Linked DNA regions of Mus musculus: region 2 is linked to region 1. The links are chromatin loops, found by intact Hi-C in ENCODE. Cell type or tissue: heart. All regions are shown on one strand.

What was found. A loop is a pair of places that touch in the nucleus more often than their neighbours do. Peaks named below come from ENCODE experiments on the same cell type or tissue, not always from the same donor. Only the 100,000 strongest peaks of a DNase experiment are listed, where the experiment ranks them.
Region 2: a loop joins it to region 1, with 6 times the contacts of the local background. A loop is called at or near these places in 11 of 42 quality-filtered maps.

Annotation. Positions count from the first base shown.
Region 1 is chr15:6,239,112-6,247,111 of GRCm38, forward strand. No RefSeq gene overlaps it. Among named protein-coding and RNA genes, the nearest start is that of Gm16311, 67 kb to the right of the region's middle. In heart, no CTCF peak of the experiment used is centred here; a DNase peak (open chromatin) is centred at 3,250; H3K27ac peaks cover 230 bases.
Region 2 is chr15:6,381,891-6,389,890 of GRCm38, forward strand. It overlaps Dab2 (disabled 2, mitogen-responsive phosphoprotein), which reads left to right and starts at 4,858. Exons shown (of 15, transcript NM_023118.5): 1 at 4,858-5,042. In heart, a CTCF peak has its summit at 4,736 (motif pointing left); DNase peaks (open chromatin) are centred at 2,381, 4,711, 5,311 and 6,431; H3K4me3 peaks cover 3,032 bases; H3K27ac peaks cover 2,930 bases.

The DNA.
Region 1 (8,000 bases):
TTCAAAAGATAGAAGTCCTGAATCAGTTCAGGGGACTATTTCAGAGACCCGGGTGCAGTTCTGAATGTTTATACTCCAAGCACATGGATTTTGGAGTAGGTATGTATTACTTCTCAAGAGGCAGGAGCTGAGGGGCCAGACAGAAAGAAAATAGAAAGAGATGTCATATTCATCTGCTGCTATCAAAGTTTCTCTTTCTCCTTCCTCTCTCTCCTTCCTTGCACTCTATCCATTTATCTCTGTGTCTTTCTCCATCTCCCTGTGGTAGCTGTTGGGGGCCTGTAATCTTGCTACTTATTTGCTAACATAGGCTAGCTATTGATGCTCTCTGAGAATCAGGTCCCCTGACTTCTACTCTCTCTGAAGAGCAGAGCTGAGTCTTTTAGGCCTAGTGATTTGGAAAATCTGATTTCACATCTCCAAACCACTCAAGTCCTAATTCTGGGCACGTGCATTCCATATCTTCTTGCAGCTGGAACCCCATCTTGGTAAGGCAATTGAGCAAACTCACTTACGTGCTAAGTAGCATCCTGTTAAACCCCAGGAATCCCCAGTTTTGGCTTTAAACTGAGTGACTGCTGCTTCTTGCATCCCTTCTTTCTCCAAAAGTGATCTCCTCTGTTGCCGTGACACGCAGGCAAACCTGTAGTCTTTCCTCAGCAACTGACTAAATTAGATCAAGAGTAAGGGAACAGTTCTCTGAGTACTCTTCCACAAGAGATTGTAGAGAGGAAGGCTGGGTACCCCCATTTTTCTTCCCTCTGGGAAAGAGAGAAATTGCCTTTGACTGTGTGCACACAGTATTCTGTAGCTCCTGGACCTGACCTCTTTTGTCTTGTGCTCAATAATGTTGTATAAAGAATAAGGCAGGTAAGAGCTGGCCAATGCCTCACTACTAGCTCATCTTTGACAGACTCCTCAGACTCTCAATTCAGGCACTGCATATTCACTGCCCTTGCTTCCGGTCTGAATCATAAACTTCAGAAGACTCTCCAGTTATGTATGAAAAGGGTGAAGGCAGATAAAGTTCTTTGGAAGGGAGAAAACGTAGCCGTTACGCGTAGAGCTGGTACTTGAAATCGCTTCCTCCGCGGTTAAGACTTGCATTAGTTCAGTGTGGTCAGCAAATAGCAAGCAAAGGCCTGCCACAAGCCAAACAAGAAGACATCCCCTGCCTTCTAAACACTACTTTTTACTATTTAGCATTTAAAATCCAAAGCCCATACTGCTAATGCATAGGTAGGGCCAGTGGGAGAGCTTTAGTGCAAGAACTGATAACACGAACTCAGAGCTGCAGGTGGATTATTTGAGCTAACTTTGGGGTTGTGGGGAACAGCAATTATTAGGCAGGGGAAAAAAGGGAATAATTTCAAGTAGAGATAATAACAGTGTGTGCAAGAAAACACTTGCAAAGGTCATCTCAAAGTTAGTGTGTGTGCCTTTGCAGTGGTAGGTAAGGATGTGGAATCTGGGCCATGGCAAAGCAACAGCAGCTGGATATATGAGGGAGTTTGGAGTCTTTATTTGAAATGGGGATATATCAAAGGCTTCAAGTCAAATGAATACTTCATGGGTGGTTTCTTTATTTTTTTTCAACTTTTTATTAGATATTTTCTTCATTTTCATTTCAAATGCTATCCTGAAAGTCCCCTATACCCCCCTCCCACCCTGCTCCCCTACCCACCCACTCCCACTTCTTGGCCCTGGTATTCCCCTCTACTGGGGCATATAAACTTTGCAAGACCAAGGCTCCTCTCTTCCCAATGATGGCTGACTAGGCCATCTTCTGCTACATATGCAGCCAGAGATACGAGCTCCGGGGGTACTGGTTAGTTCATATTGTTCCACCTATAGGGTTGCAGACCCCTTCAGCTCCTTGGGTACTTTCTCTAGCTCCTCCATTGGGGACCCTGAGTTCCATCCAATAGCTGACAATGAGCATCTTTTTTCTTGTTGTTTTATAATAAATCTCTGGCATGAAAATTTAATTATTTCCCCTTTCTGTCACTTTTTTTTTTTTGCATTTGTACACATTCTACATAATCTCTTGGTTAGAATGAACAGATGAAATAAACATTGGGTGTTTTCTTGTTATTGAGGATGATCAGAAAACAAGCTGAAAAAGAGCCCAGGACATAAGGAAGTTGCTAAATACTTGGGTGAAGTTGGGCTTGATTAGACTGTGTTTCTCTTGTGTTTAGATCTATGCGTAGCCCAGGTAAGAAACTAGGCAGCCAGATAATCACTCAGGCATAATTAGAAAGAGAGCTGGTGAGAGCAATTGAATGGGATCAGGGGAATACACATGTGGGATGTCAGACAAGAAAATGAAGGCATGGTGACCCAATGTCTTGTCATTGGATGTTCGTGTCTGGAAATAAGCGAGGAAAGCAGAAATGGTTGACTTCACTTAGGTCACGTTGACTTTAGGGGACATTTAAGATCTTTGTAGGAGGCATGAGACTGGAGTTCAGAGCAGCCCAGTCAGGCTGAATGTGAGAACAACAGCGGGTGACCAGATAGATGAGTCTGGAAGGTCAGCGAGGACATGTGGGGACTGTCCAGTTACCCATGGAGAAAGATGACAGAGAGAAAAGAACATGTCAGTTAGAGGATCCAAAGAGGGCCTAACAAAGACAGCTGAGAGATGGGGTAGCTGAGGAATAAAATCAAGATAGCCTGGTACAAAGCCTATCAATCAGGATAGCCTGGTACAAAGCCTATCAGGATAGCCTGGTACAAAGCCTATCAGGATAGCCTGGTACAAAGCCTATCAGGACAGGATAACAAGGCAGCCGGACAAACTTCAAAGTTAACCATTAGAGAAAGGTTGATCAAAAATCAAGCTGAAGAAGAGCCCAGGAGATAAGGAAGTTGCTGAATACTCGGGTGATGTTGGGCTTAGAGTGTGTTTCTCTTACGTTTAGATTTTTAAAACGCTTGTTTAAAGGACCTTTTAAAGAGAACTCTCTTGTACCAGAAATCTCCACAAATGCAGATTTTTGAAAACATTACATTTTTTTTCCTTTAGAGTAAACAATTCTTGCCTAAATAAGAAAAAAGGAAGAGACATTTTTTTAAAAAACTCCTCTCTTAAGGAATATACGGTACACACAAAAGGCCATTACAAAAGCGGTGGAAGTGATGGCAGCAACTTTTCTCTGTAGGAAAGGAAATAACTCAGATTCAGGAAAAGTGGCTTGCTGAGAAAGCAGTTAGTCACATGTCTTCCCAAAGGAAGTGGAGAGATTGTGTGTGAGTGTGTGTGTGTGTGTGTGTGTGTGTGTTTCTTTAAGGCCATAGTTCAGTGGAAATAGATGACTATATTCACTTAAATAACGCTCTCTTCGGTTATGCTTAATGGAATGTGAGAATAAACAGCCACAACAATAGAATATGGTGGCAAGCCTTCCAACTGCCAATCAGATGGTCAGCTGAGGGAGCAAACATCCTACAGAATACGAGGAGTTCATGAAGTATTTTTGGGCTGCTCGATATCATCTCTTACGTGCACTTCCTTGAACACAACATCAAAAAGAAGTGATTGAGACAATATGGCCTTCTCCTCTGGTAAAGATTAGACTGATGCCTCATAGAAACATGTGATAGTATCCCGTATATTCTTAGATGAAACGCTATCAAGTCTGTGGTCCATTTGCCTCAGTCCCTTGGGGAGCTGGAATCACAGGTGTGCACTTCCATTGCCAGTTTACAGGTTTATGTCATCTTAGCCAAGGGATCGTGTAAACTGCGTACACATCCAGAAAGTATGAAGGAAAAGGGAAATAATTAAATTCTTACTTTTTTTTTTAGTCCCATGCTGAGGATTGTGGTAACTTTGTGGCATAGTGTGTGTCTTTTTGCCTTATTCTCAGAGAGTTAGAATGTTCCCTGCACACTGACAGGGATGTCCTGGCTCCTCGGTGTGTGGCTGGATGTTTTCTAATGAAAAATAAAGTGTCACCATTGATGGTGACACATGCCAGTCATCCCTGCACTTGGGAGATAGAGGCAGGAGAACCAAGAGTTCAAAGCCATCCTCAGCCATAGAATGGTTTGAGGCAAGCTTGACCTGCATGAGATCCCATCTCAAACAACAACAATAATAACAACAGAGAAATTAGATACCTCTGATCTTGGACTTTGTCTTAGTCAGGCTTCTATTCCTGCACAAACATCATGACCAAGAAGCAGTTGGGGAGGAAAGGGTTTATTCAGCTTACACTTCCACATTGCTGTTCATCACCAAGGAAGTCAGGACTGGAACTCAAACAGGTCAGGAAGCAGGAGCTGATGCAGAGGCCATGGAGGGATGTTCTTTACTGGCTTGCTTCCCCTGGCTTGCTCAGCCTGCTCTCTTATAGAACCCAAGACTACCAGCCCAGAGATGGTCCCACCTACAAGGGGCCTTTCCCCCTTGATCACTAATTGAGAAAATGCCTTACAGTTGGATCTCATGGAGGCATTTCCTCAACTGAAGCTCCTTTCTCTGTGATAACTCCAGCTGTGTCAAGTTGGCACAAAACTAGCCAGTACAGACTTATTCAATTATTTTTGAAATAAAATGTATGGGTGTGGCTAAACTCAATGATATTCTCTCAGGTGTCTCAGTGCAGACGGATCCATCTCTTACTCAACATGCCAGCTTTGGGCTCTCCTCTGAGAAGATGGTGTGCTAAACCATGCCAAGTGCAGAGAATGCTACCTAGGCCTTCTGCATTTCCCTGGAACTCTCTACTCTATTGTCACCTCAGAAATGGATTCTACTATTGTGGGAGTCCCTTCTACACCGTGGAGCCATTGTGTTAAATGCCCAGGTTTAGACATCACCACACAGGACTGAATTCCAAACTATGTGTTGTTATATATAAACTGCATTTATGAGAGGTACCTAGCCTACAGTGAGAAAAAATGGGATTGCCAAAATGCCTTCTTGACCATTGTGGAGACTGTACATGATACTACATGTCACATACTCGTCACATTGCTTGGAGCTTCGATGGAAGTTGAGCTTCGATGGAAAATGATTTGACTGTTTATAGTTAGTTACCCCGAACTCATTATTTAAATGGTAACTTATCCCATTTTTTGAAATCTCAAAGCCTCATAAAGCCTTTCCTTTTGTTAAGACCAAACTCTTTCTTCTTGTTTATTTTGCCTGCTAATCCTAAATCTCTTTCCTTAAGCACAGCTTGATACGTCCAGCTTCTGAAACACTTTAAGCTACTCAGTACCAAACGGTTGACTTCTGGGAACTAGATAAAGGAGACATAACCCCAGGCTAAAATAACACTAGGTCACGGAAGAGATAAGATATGCCTACAGATACATGGATAAGATGAGTATTTGAAGTATTTGGGTGTCCAGGAATACAAGCTGTAAATGAATCACTGTTTAAATGGAACTTGAGTGCAAAGTACAAAAACCAGTGATAACTGGGATCCAGAAGAGGATGGTGGAATCTCGCAGGGACTGAGAAATCTTCCAAGCAGGATTGTACTCTGCCCTCCGGAACACAGAGACAAAGGGGCCTCCTGAAAGGAACAGCAGGGGCAAAAGCCCCCGGGTTACTCAGAAAACAAGCAGAGTGGCTCGGTTTCCCACCTGTGTGCTGCAGAATCGGCTCCAGGGCTTCAAAAGATGCATTCACCCACACGGGCACCAAACACTGGGAAGAGGCTGGAGACATCAAAATGTGTCCAGAGATATTTTCTTAATTGCAACTTATTTACTGTTCTAATTAAAATCTAATAAAATCGTTGTTCTGTGGGGTTTTTTTTTTCATTAATGAGTATTCAAAGTACAACTCTACCATGGGGAGTTTGGGAAAGTTATTAATATTGAAAGGATCTACTGAGGAACGATTTGGCGCTACCAGATCAAAGTTGACTGTAGCCAGGAGTCGCTTCATCTTTGCGGTGGGTAGAGTCTCCTCATGGATATGACTCCAGCCTTAGCCTCTCTCTGCCTTTACTTTTTTCTCTACTACCACTTGGCCCTCATCATACAAGTTTTCGTGATTTCTACTCTCTGGTCTCAGTCCATCTACATACCAAGTAAGGTGCCAGGCAGCTTTTACTGAGGAAAAAAAAAAAAAAAAAAAAAAAACAACGAACCTTCTGGAGTGGGGGAAATTGTGTGAATGTACACTTTCATTCCAGTCCAGTATTCTTTCTATAGACTTTGGCTTCCAATTGTAGCTTTTGCCTGAATTGTTACCACTCTCAGTCCAGCCCAAGCCACTACCATCCCATGTTGGCCCCAGAAGTTTCCAAACTGATCTTCCAGAGCGTGCTTCTACCCTGTTCCCATACTTTATCCTCAGGAAAGCTTCTAGAGTACTTCTGTTAAAGTATATGTCAGACCCAAATCCCCTAGTTCTCCTATGCTCAGTCCCCTAATGCGTTCTCTTAAGTTAAGTGGGTTCTACTCACCCAGGCATTTCTTAGGACCCGGTCTCTCCTAGCCATCTCCTGCATCCGCTCTGCTTCAACCACATACACTGAACTGCCGTCCTTCAAGCTCATCAAGTGATTTGACTCATCTCAAATGATCATGGGATACATACCTAGCGAGCTACTAGCAAGTCCCCACCACCACCACCACCATCCCCTTTGGTGAGAATTTATTGTTTGGACTGCAGAGAGAAGTGAGAATGGTCTGAGGAGAACTTGTTGATGGTAAAAACCTAGGTTTGTTTGTGATCTGAGGACATTGTCTATAAATTCCTCTAGTAAAACATTTTTTAAAAACTTGTACAGTTGGCTTACTATACTTTTTATCACAGTATCTCTTTCAAGCCTTCATTTTTGAACTGTCATTATAGCGGCATTGTTTGCCGTCTGAGAGTCTTTTCTGCTTTGCATTCAGAGACTCCTGTCTGTCCTGAATGTCCCATCTCCTTGATCACTTACTCTACAGTCTCAAGCTCTAGCCTCTTTGCCATTTTAAAGAATTCTCATAGTCCTTGGCTCCTCTTATCTTGGCAAACTGAGAAATCTTACCACTAACAGGCTCCCCCTGCCCCATCTGTACACTGAGTCCTCTTAAATCCAGTCCAGACTTCCTTCTTGAGACTTCCATGCCTTCTAGCCAGTTCTTTCTGTAAGTTCAAATGTCGTTTCAAACTGAGTATGTCTCAAATTAGACTCATTACTTTCTTCCATCGTCAGTTTTTCCAGCAAACTATAGTCCCAGTAAATGTAACACATCTACCCAGACATCAAGCCAAAAACTTCAACACTCCATTGTCCTCTGCACCCATTTCTTTGCACTGATCAGCAGCAGACGGTATCTTTGCCAGGAGCGCAGTCTGCTGCTTTGCATTCAAGATGGTTCACGACAGATCTCAGCCTGTTTACCGTTTAACCAGGTGATCTCTTGGTACCCTGGAAGGATAGCTGTGGATTCTGGATGCTGCCAAAACTGGGTTTGTATTCTGGCTCTGCTCTTTGCAGTCTTAGGAAAGTTAATGAGTCTTCCTGAATCTCAGTTTTCCCATCTGCCAAATAATAATGACCTCACACATTCCTTGGAAAGATTAATTGGAGTAATTTAAATGCAAGCCATCAGTGTGACACACTGCTGTTCACAAGGGGCCCTCTCATTCGTTCCTATGAGACAATCCACCAACTTAAACATTTCTCAGCTGAAGCACATTTGCAGTGTGCTCCCCGCCCCCATTACAAACAGGTTATGAGTGTAAATCACAGCTTTATGCATGATTTACCTTGATGGGCTGGGGAGGGGTACCTGGAGGGAGTGTCATCTGACACTTACAAGCTAATTGGTTTATTATTTGGAATAAGTAAGTGATCTCCATAGTGAAATCACACTGGAAGACAGTGTCTTTGTTTTCGTTGTTTTATTCTATAGCAAAGGGAGTTTCATCTTGCCACTTTTATGTTAAAATCTTCACAACTCTACTTCCAAGAATTACAGGGATGGACTGTTAGGATCCGAAGCCTGACTCCGGGAGTAAAACTCAGCCAAGTTCAAAT
Region 2 (8,000 bases), 140 kb after region 1:
ATCCACTTATCAGTGAGTGCATATCAAGGGACTTCTTTTGTGATTGGGTTACCTCACTCAGGATGATATCCTCCAGATACATCCATTTGCCCAAGAATTTCATAAATTCATTGTTTTTAATAGCTGAGTAGTACTCCATTGTGTAAATGTACCACATTTTCTGTATCCATTCCTTTATTGAGGGACACCTGGGTTCTTTCCAGCTTCTGGCTATTATAAATAGGGCTGCTATGAACATAGTGGAGCATGTGTCCTTCTTACCAGTTGGAACATCTTCTGGGTATATGCCCAGGAGAGGTATTGCTGGATCTACTGGTAGTAATATGTCCAGTTTTCTGAGGAACCGCCAGACTGATTTCCAGAGTGGTTGGACCAGCTTATAATCCCACCAGCAATGGAGGAGTGTTTCTCTTTCTCACATCCTGGCCAACATCTGCTGTCACCTGATTTTTTGATCCTAGCCATTCTGATTGGTGTGAGGTGGAATCTCAGGGTTGTTTTGATTTGCATTTCCCTGATGATTAAGGATGTTGAACATTTTTTCAAGTGCTTCTTAGCCCTTTGGTATTCTTCAATTGAGAATTCTTTGATTAGCTCTGTACTCCATTTTTAAATGGGGTTATTTGAATTTCTGGAGTTCAGCTTCTTGAGCTCTTTGTATATATTGGATATTAGTCCCCTATCAGAGTTAGGATTGGTAAAAATCCTTTCCCGATCTGTCGGTGGCCTTTTTGTCTTATTGACAGTATCTTTTGCCCTACAGAAGCTTTGCAATTTTATGAGGTCCCATTTGTCGATTCTTGATCTTACAGCACAAGCCATTGCTGTTCTGTTTAGGAATTTTTCAGATTCTTCTTCATAAGGTAGAAAACGGGCTACGTGGTTGCTATCAACGTTCTTGCAGGGCTGTGTGCCTTTTATCATTTTATTTGCAATGCTAAGTATATTTTAATTTTTGATAACTCACATTGGCTTGGTTGCTAAATAAAACAATATTTATTTGAGTGATAAATCATATTAAAATACTCTCTTCCTTTATTACTTGTCATTATGTACAAAGTGTAGTGAAGTGTGATTAGCTATATAAATATATGATATTGAATTTTATTTATTTGTATTTATTATAGTTTTTGTGTATGCACACGCATGCATACTTGCTCATGTGTGTGGAACCAAAAGCACAACTTTTAGGAGTCAGTTCTTTCCTGTCATGTGTGTCCTGCAGCTGGGACTTTGCAAGGACTTTGCTGCACTTTGCCAGGCTTTGCAAACAGCACCATCTTGCTGGCCCAATATTGAATGCTAAATGTCTGTTTCAAGGTGTTCCAGTTTCCCCAAGTATTCTAGTGGCATCATCAGAGTTTCACTATTACTACAGGCCACATGCAAATAGATTGAATCCTGTGGCATCGTAAGGAATGTAGCAAGAAAACAAATGTCAGAAAACCGAAAGACAAAAAAAAACCTGTCTTCCAAGGTTCCAAAAATATTCTCAGAGAGAGAGAGAGAGAGAGAGAGTCAGAGACAGAAACAGAGAGAGAGAGAGAGAGAGAGAGAGAGAGAGAGAGAGAGGAGGGAGAGAGAAGAAGGGAGAGAGAATGCGGAGGGAGGGAGGAAAAAAGCAGAGTTGGATGGGATGAATGGATAACAAAAATAAAGACCAACTCCCAATATTTGGTTATCCCTGTCAGCAGTTGATTCTGATGGCATCTGTTTTTCTTCAGTGTTAAATATATAGGATTAGTGGAGGGCAAGGAACTTTTTGTAGAAACAACAGTCTTTTTGTTTGTTTGTTTCCTTTTGGGGATTTTCTTTTCTTTCCTTTTCCTTTCTCACTTGACAGCCTATTTATTTATTTATTTATTTATTTAAAAAATTGAAAACGCAGAAAGAAGGACCTTACCCGATAAATCTCAGTCAACTCTTCTTTGATATTTTTTTTCCCCTCTTGAACTTACTCATCCTCCTGCCCCAGCCTCCAGAATAGTTAGGACTAGAGACAGATCCCATCTTGCCATGCTTGCTTTGTTTGGTTTGAATAGCTCTATGTGTCCAATAAGCAGAGAAGTGGACAGTTTCCTTGAGGCCGATACGATCTATCGTTCACGGGAAATAAGCACAATTCAAACAGGCAGTGTGAGGAACACTGAGCAGCTGAGGAATAGGCAGGGGTGAGGGGTAGGAGAGAAAGGGCCAGACGTTTGAGCTAAGAATCGACAGTTTTCATCATGGAAGAACAGACATACATAGGATAGCCTGCATAGGCAGAGCTGCTGTGAGAGTACATTCCAGGAAAACCTTAAGAGATTACTTTAATAATAAACCATGCATTCTTCAGCAAGCTGTCACGGGATTAACTACCCCTTTCTCGGCTGGGAACACAGTCCAGACTCCACCCCACCCTACCACAGGGCAGGTTTTTGTGCAAACGACTGTCCTTATGTGGGGACCTTGGTTTATAAAGCACTGCATTTAATTTTTTTCCTACTTTAATTCTCTAAACAAATTTTAGTGGTGATGAACACCGGGGTGGACTTTGGTGTGTGTGTGTTTCTTATGTGGAGATGTTCATTTTAGACTTACTGAAAAGTTATCAACTTAGATGTGGTAGGAATGGTAAGAAACAGGACCTCCTGGGATAAAAAGAGTTAAATTTATTTTCATCCCCCCCCCCCCCCATAATGTGAGCAGGACATTGAACTACTGCCAAGACCAATATCAGCACCCTAGAGGTATAAAAATACACTGCAAAACCAGAACTCTCTACTGTGGGCTCTTTAGATTTCTGTCTAACACAAGGGTGTTCGCTTTAAGCAGCCACTATGAGCCTGCTGCTCACAAATGAGCTCTTTGGGTCCACATCACTGCTTCACAACTGCAGTTCACAGCAGATGAAATCGTTTTCTTTCTCTGGTTTCTAAGGCAAATCCATTCCATCTAGTGGGAGCAAGTTAACACATTTTGATAATAATCTTTCAACTATATAGATAAAGACAAAGGCCTAAGTGGCCACTTCCACATTGAGAAATGATTCATGTCTGTCTGTAGACTTGTTTCTTTTATATTATCAGAGCCCCTGTTTGTGTGAATGAACTACCTTTTTTTCCCCTAATTTTTGAACTTTTTGAAATGACACCATTTCTCTAGACTACTAGATTTGAGAATCAAAGTGTGATGTTCTCAGAGCTAGCAGAATTAAAGTTCGCACCTATGTCTTGTGCCTTCATAGAACTGAAAAGTAGACCTTCCATCATTCACTGAAAATCCTTTTTTTTTCAACCATAGAAAATTACCTCAGAGGAATATTGGAAGCACACACACACACACACACACACACACACACACCTCTACTCTGCACACCCAAGTGTGAAGGGAATCCAGAGGTCAGGTAGGGGCAGCACCTGGACCAGCTGTGTTGCTCTGTGTCTCTTACTCTCCCTGCATGAGGGCTGCTCCAAGCCTGACCTACTTGCAAGCAGAAACTGCCACTCTCATTGAGCTACCTCAAATTACAGTGATTTTGCAGCTGGGGCTAGGCATGGACCACAAAATACATCCTTGGTGCACCATAAGCCCAATTTGAACCCTGGATTCTCAGTGGTAAAATGCAAATCCATTGTGTTGCTTACTCAATAAAATCAATAACCCGTTTCCATCCAAGTCACAATTTGTCATTTTCATAGTCAGTACATTCTGCTTACAACAGGGGAGGAGGGGCAGGAGGGAGAGGGAAGAAGAGGAGGAGCAGAAGGAAAAACAGACAAGAGGAGGAGGAACAAGAAAAAAAGGACTAAATAAGAAAGTGGAAGAGGAGGAAGGGGGAGGGGAAGGAGGGAAAAGGGGGGAAGGAGGGAGAAGGGGGAGGGGAAGGAGGGAGAAGGGGGAAGGAGGGAGAAGGGGGAGGGGAAGGAGGGAGAAGGGGGAGGGGAAGGAGGGAGAAGGGGAGGAGGATCTTCCCAAAGCTTAATTTCTTAAGTACTTGAAAAGCACCACTGTTTCTGTGACTATTTAACAATTGTCCCCTGACTTTAAAATATACAGAAAAGAAATTGTGAGATTCTATAGGATTCCCAAGGTCTGCTCTGCCGGGCTATCCACAGCTGAGCATCGATGAAACACCTTCCAATACTTATTCACATATCTCAATATTTTCATGAAGGAATAAGAAATGCTGTAGAAACTAGCAGACAAAGTCATGTTATCTACGTGTGGGTGGATATACACTGAAATGATCACAAATGTAGATCATTTATATGGAGGCTAACTTGTTTTGTTTAGGCCAGTTTAATAGCGAGAATATGCTCGAGCGTGATATTAAATTTCAATAACAGGGCATCTTTTTACTTGGGCACACATAGATTTCCCTCCTGTTTAAGCACGTTCACAATTAAAGAATAGTGATTTTCTTTAAAGGTAACAATCCAGTCACATGCCCAGCTTTAGAAAGGACAGACTGGACCCGGGAACGGAAAGTCAGGAGTAAAGGCGCGTCTTTGTTCAAAATGCCCCAGGCGGTTTAGGATGAGTTCGCAGTTCGCGTGCCACGCCACTCGAAGTGGCAATCCAGGGAACGGATCTGCGAAACGCAGCTCAGAGGATCCCATCCTTTTCCTCCAGAATTTCCCTTTTCCTGTCCTTACGTGCACCCTTTCTGGCCCAAGGCAGTGTGGGGCTCCTGGCCCGGGTTGTGTGCACGCTCCTTTTTCCGGGTCTCTGCGATCGCCCCCAGCTGGCCGGGCGCACGGGGCGCAGGAGGCGCAGGAGGCGCCGGATCTCCGTGGCTTTAGTTCGAGTTAATAAACAGTTAAGTTTGGAAGACTCGGCAGACACGTTGAGGGGGAGTTACCAAGTCCAGGCAGCAAAAACATCCCGCCGCCACATTCCTGGAGAGTCCTCAGAGCCAGCATCTGATTAGAACCATATCTCTACCGGGAGTGGCCGCGCGGCTATTTAAGTGGCGTTCTCCGCGTCCTCGGCGCTGCAGCCTTGAGGCTTCGGGCGCGGGGAAGTCATGCTGGCTCCACAGAAGCACTAGCTAGTCCGTGAGTAACTCTGCCATCCCCCTTCCCTTCGGTCCCTTCTTTCTTTCTTTCTTTCTTTCTTTCTTTCTTTCTTTCTTTCTTTCTTTCTTTCTCTTTTTTTCCTTTTTTTTCTTTTTTTTTCTTTTTTTTCTTTTTTTGCGACCTACTTCTCTCCTTTGCTGGCTCCTCTCTTCCCATCCCTGCCTTGGCTGCAGACCTTGGGCGCTGGGGAAATCTTACAAATGAGACAGTGTACTCCGGGGAGAGCAGCGGGTTTTGTGGCCTGACATCTGTGGAATGCTTCCAAGGAATGCATTTTACCTTTGGGGTCGGACTCAAGGCGCCCATCCTGTGACATTTAACGAGTCCCTGTGTGTGTGTGTGTGTGTGTGTGTGTGTGTGTGTGTGTGTGTGTGTGTGTTGTACACGAGCCCTAGTTTTTAGGGCTTAGGGGACATCCCAGGGAATGCGCGGTGTGGCTGCTGACCACCTAATAAACTCCTGAATGATGTTCAGTTTTACTGTGCGACAAAGGCTGGGGACATGGTCTGTGCCTCCGAGGAGCTATTTTCTGCTGACTGACAGCACAGGGCATTAAAAATGTGAACTTTGTCTTATACCAGCATTCCTAAGAAAAGTATCTGCCCAAGCCACGTAACAAACTTGTTTTAAATCGTGAAGCGTTTGAATGCTGTTTTTCTTGACTGTTGTAAATTATTTGGAAGGATTAAGAATTCAAGAAGAGGGACTAAACTGTGTTTAAAACCTTGGAGACCCTGCCAACGTAGCGGTTCTCTTTGCGGCATAGAGCTGGCTGTTATTTCTTCCTGCCTGCTCTCCTCCACTTAATCCTGAGTCTGGAATTCAGCTCTGTAGTCGGTTTCAGATGGGAGCTGTGTGAATCCGAAGGGAAATTTAACTGGATTAAAAACAGTTAAAAAATATGGATGTTATCTCCACCCGAGGCACCCCCTCCCACCCTTTCCTCTTTCTTCGCCTGTGTTTGGAAGAAAGGGAGCCACCCTGTAAACCGAGAAGAGCAAAAACGAGCAAGCTTCCAGGCACATGGAAAGCTTTAAAAATTATGGAGGGGCAACTTCATGAATAGTAAATGTTGCTGTTGCTCTATAAAGATGAAAAAATTTCTGGCCCTAATCAGGCAAAGCAGGAGGGGAAGGGTGGAGGTAGATATAACTCCAACCTAAGTAATGGCAGAAAATTTGCCAAAATCCCTTGGAGATAGCTGATAAGGCTCCAGGAACGCTTCTGATGGGATGTCTAACCTACCTAGTTTACAATCTTGAGGCCTGGGTTCTGCACATAGTAGCAGTGACTGGTTGTTTAGAAAGGAGGGACTAGCCAGGACTCGGGAGCCACTGCTACCAAATGGCTTTTCATGGTGCTATCTTGTCCTGGATTAGGCTGCCCTGTTTTAGCTAGCTACCCCACCCACCAAGGACTCTACCTCTCTCCACTCCCTTGGTTGAGGCAGGGCACAGCAGTACTGAAAGAAATGTACTGGCTTGAGAATTTAGGAGTGTTGGGGATTCAGGCTTTGGAGAGGAAAACAGCTATCTAGACAAAGCAATGCTAGAGGAACACAGCTCAGAAGGCGAGATTAGCAAGAGCCCTTGAGAAAGCACCAGAGAGGTGTGGTGGTCTCTTCCAGCACTCGCATCAGACACAGACCACTTCTTCCCTAGTTCGTAGTCACTGTCTCCTAAAACTCGCTGGGTTCTTCCCAAGCCTTGTTTAAAAACCTAATCACAAACCCCTTCTTCCTCTACTGCAAACTCAAGCCCTTTTGTCCAACCGCGAGTCTAGAAACTTTTTCCCTGTAGGCTGCTATGCTCCGTCTTTGCCCTGAGTTCTGGAGAAGGAACCCAGGACCTTGGGCATGCTTGACAAGCCATGGAGCTGCGCTTCTCAATTCCTGGTTGGATGGTCTTACTCTGTAAACCCAGTCTAGACTTAAACTCATCATCCTCCTGCCTCTGCCTCAGGAGCCCTAGGACTGTAGGCGGAGGTGAGCACACCTCGCTAAGCTGGGCCACTTGTATTATGGCAGAAGAGAGAGATTGTGGAGGAATGGGAGGAATGTGTTCTGTCTTTGCCCTCCAGCACCCATGTATTTATAGAACTGATGATCCCGATTCTATTGATCTCCACCTGAGGATGTAAAGGAGGCTGGGAAGATAACCACAGGATGCTTTTAGGCCTTGCTGACTTGAGAAGAAAGAACAAAATCCAGAGGTTAGATCTCTCTCTCTCTCTCTCTCTCTCTCTCTCTCTCTCTCTCTCTCTCTCCTTTCCTCTTTTTCTTTTGGCATTTTGACACTGAATCCCAAAACTTATCTCTCTTCTCAGTGGGAGATTGAACACCCCCCCCCCCCCCAGTCATCGAGTCCTGGAATCCCAGGCGAGCGCCACCACACCCAGTTCAGAGTTTGCATTTCTGCTAAAGACTTAAAATTTCCAAGGTTAAACTAAGTCTAAATTCCTGTCCTTGGGCCTATTTATTTCTTGTCTTCCTCCAAGGGTTAGGTGGATTTTAGCTCACTTTGAAGATAGTTGTTGACGTGGTGAATGGTGCAAGAGCCTCCGGAAGCTGTGGACCAACTGGTCTGGACTGCTCAGCCATAGTTCTGTTACCTAAAAATTAAACGAGCAGGAAAACAGGGCTTGCTGGGTGGCTTGTAGCCACCAGGAAGTTTTGTGGGAAACTGTGCTCCTGGTGAGACCATGAGGAAGTCCCTTCTTCATTTCTCCCCCAGACTAAACCTATCACCACTTTGATGAAGCCAACTTGGAAGTACCCTGCGTTTCTTCGCCTCTTCTCTCTGTTGGGGTTTCATTCCTTTTCTTCTAGGACAGAGCTAGGATACTGGAATGGGTGGAGAGGCTGCTGAAGGGAACTCACTAACAACCTAAGTTCCTCCAGCTGAAGGCTTGCAAGGGTCCACCATTTAAACCTCCCTA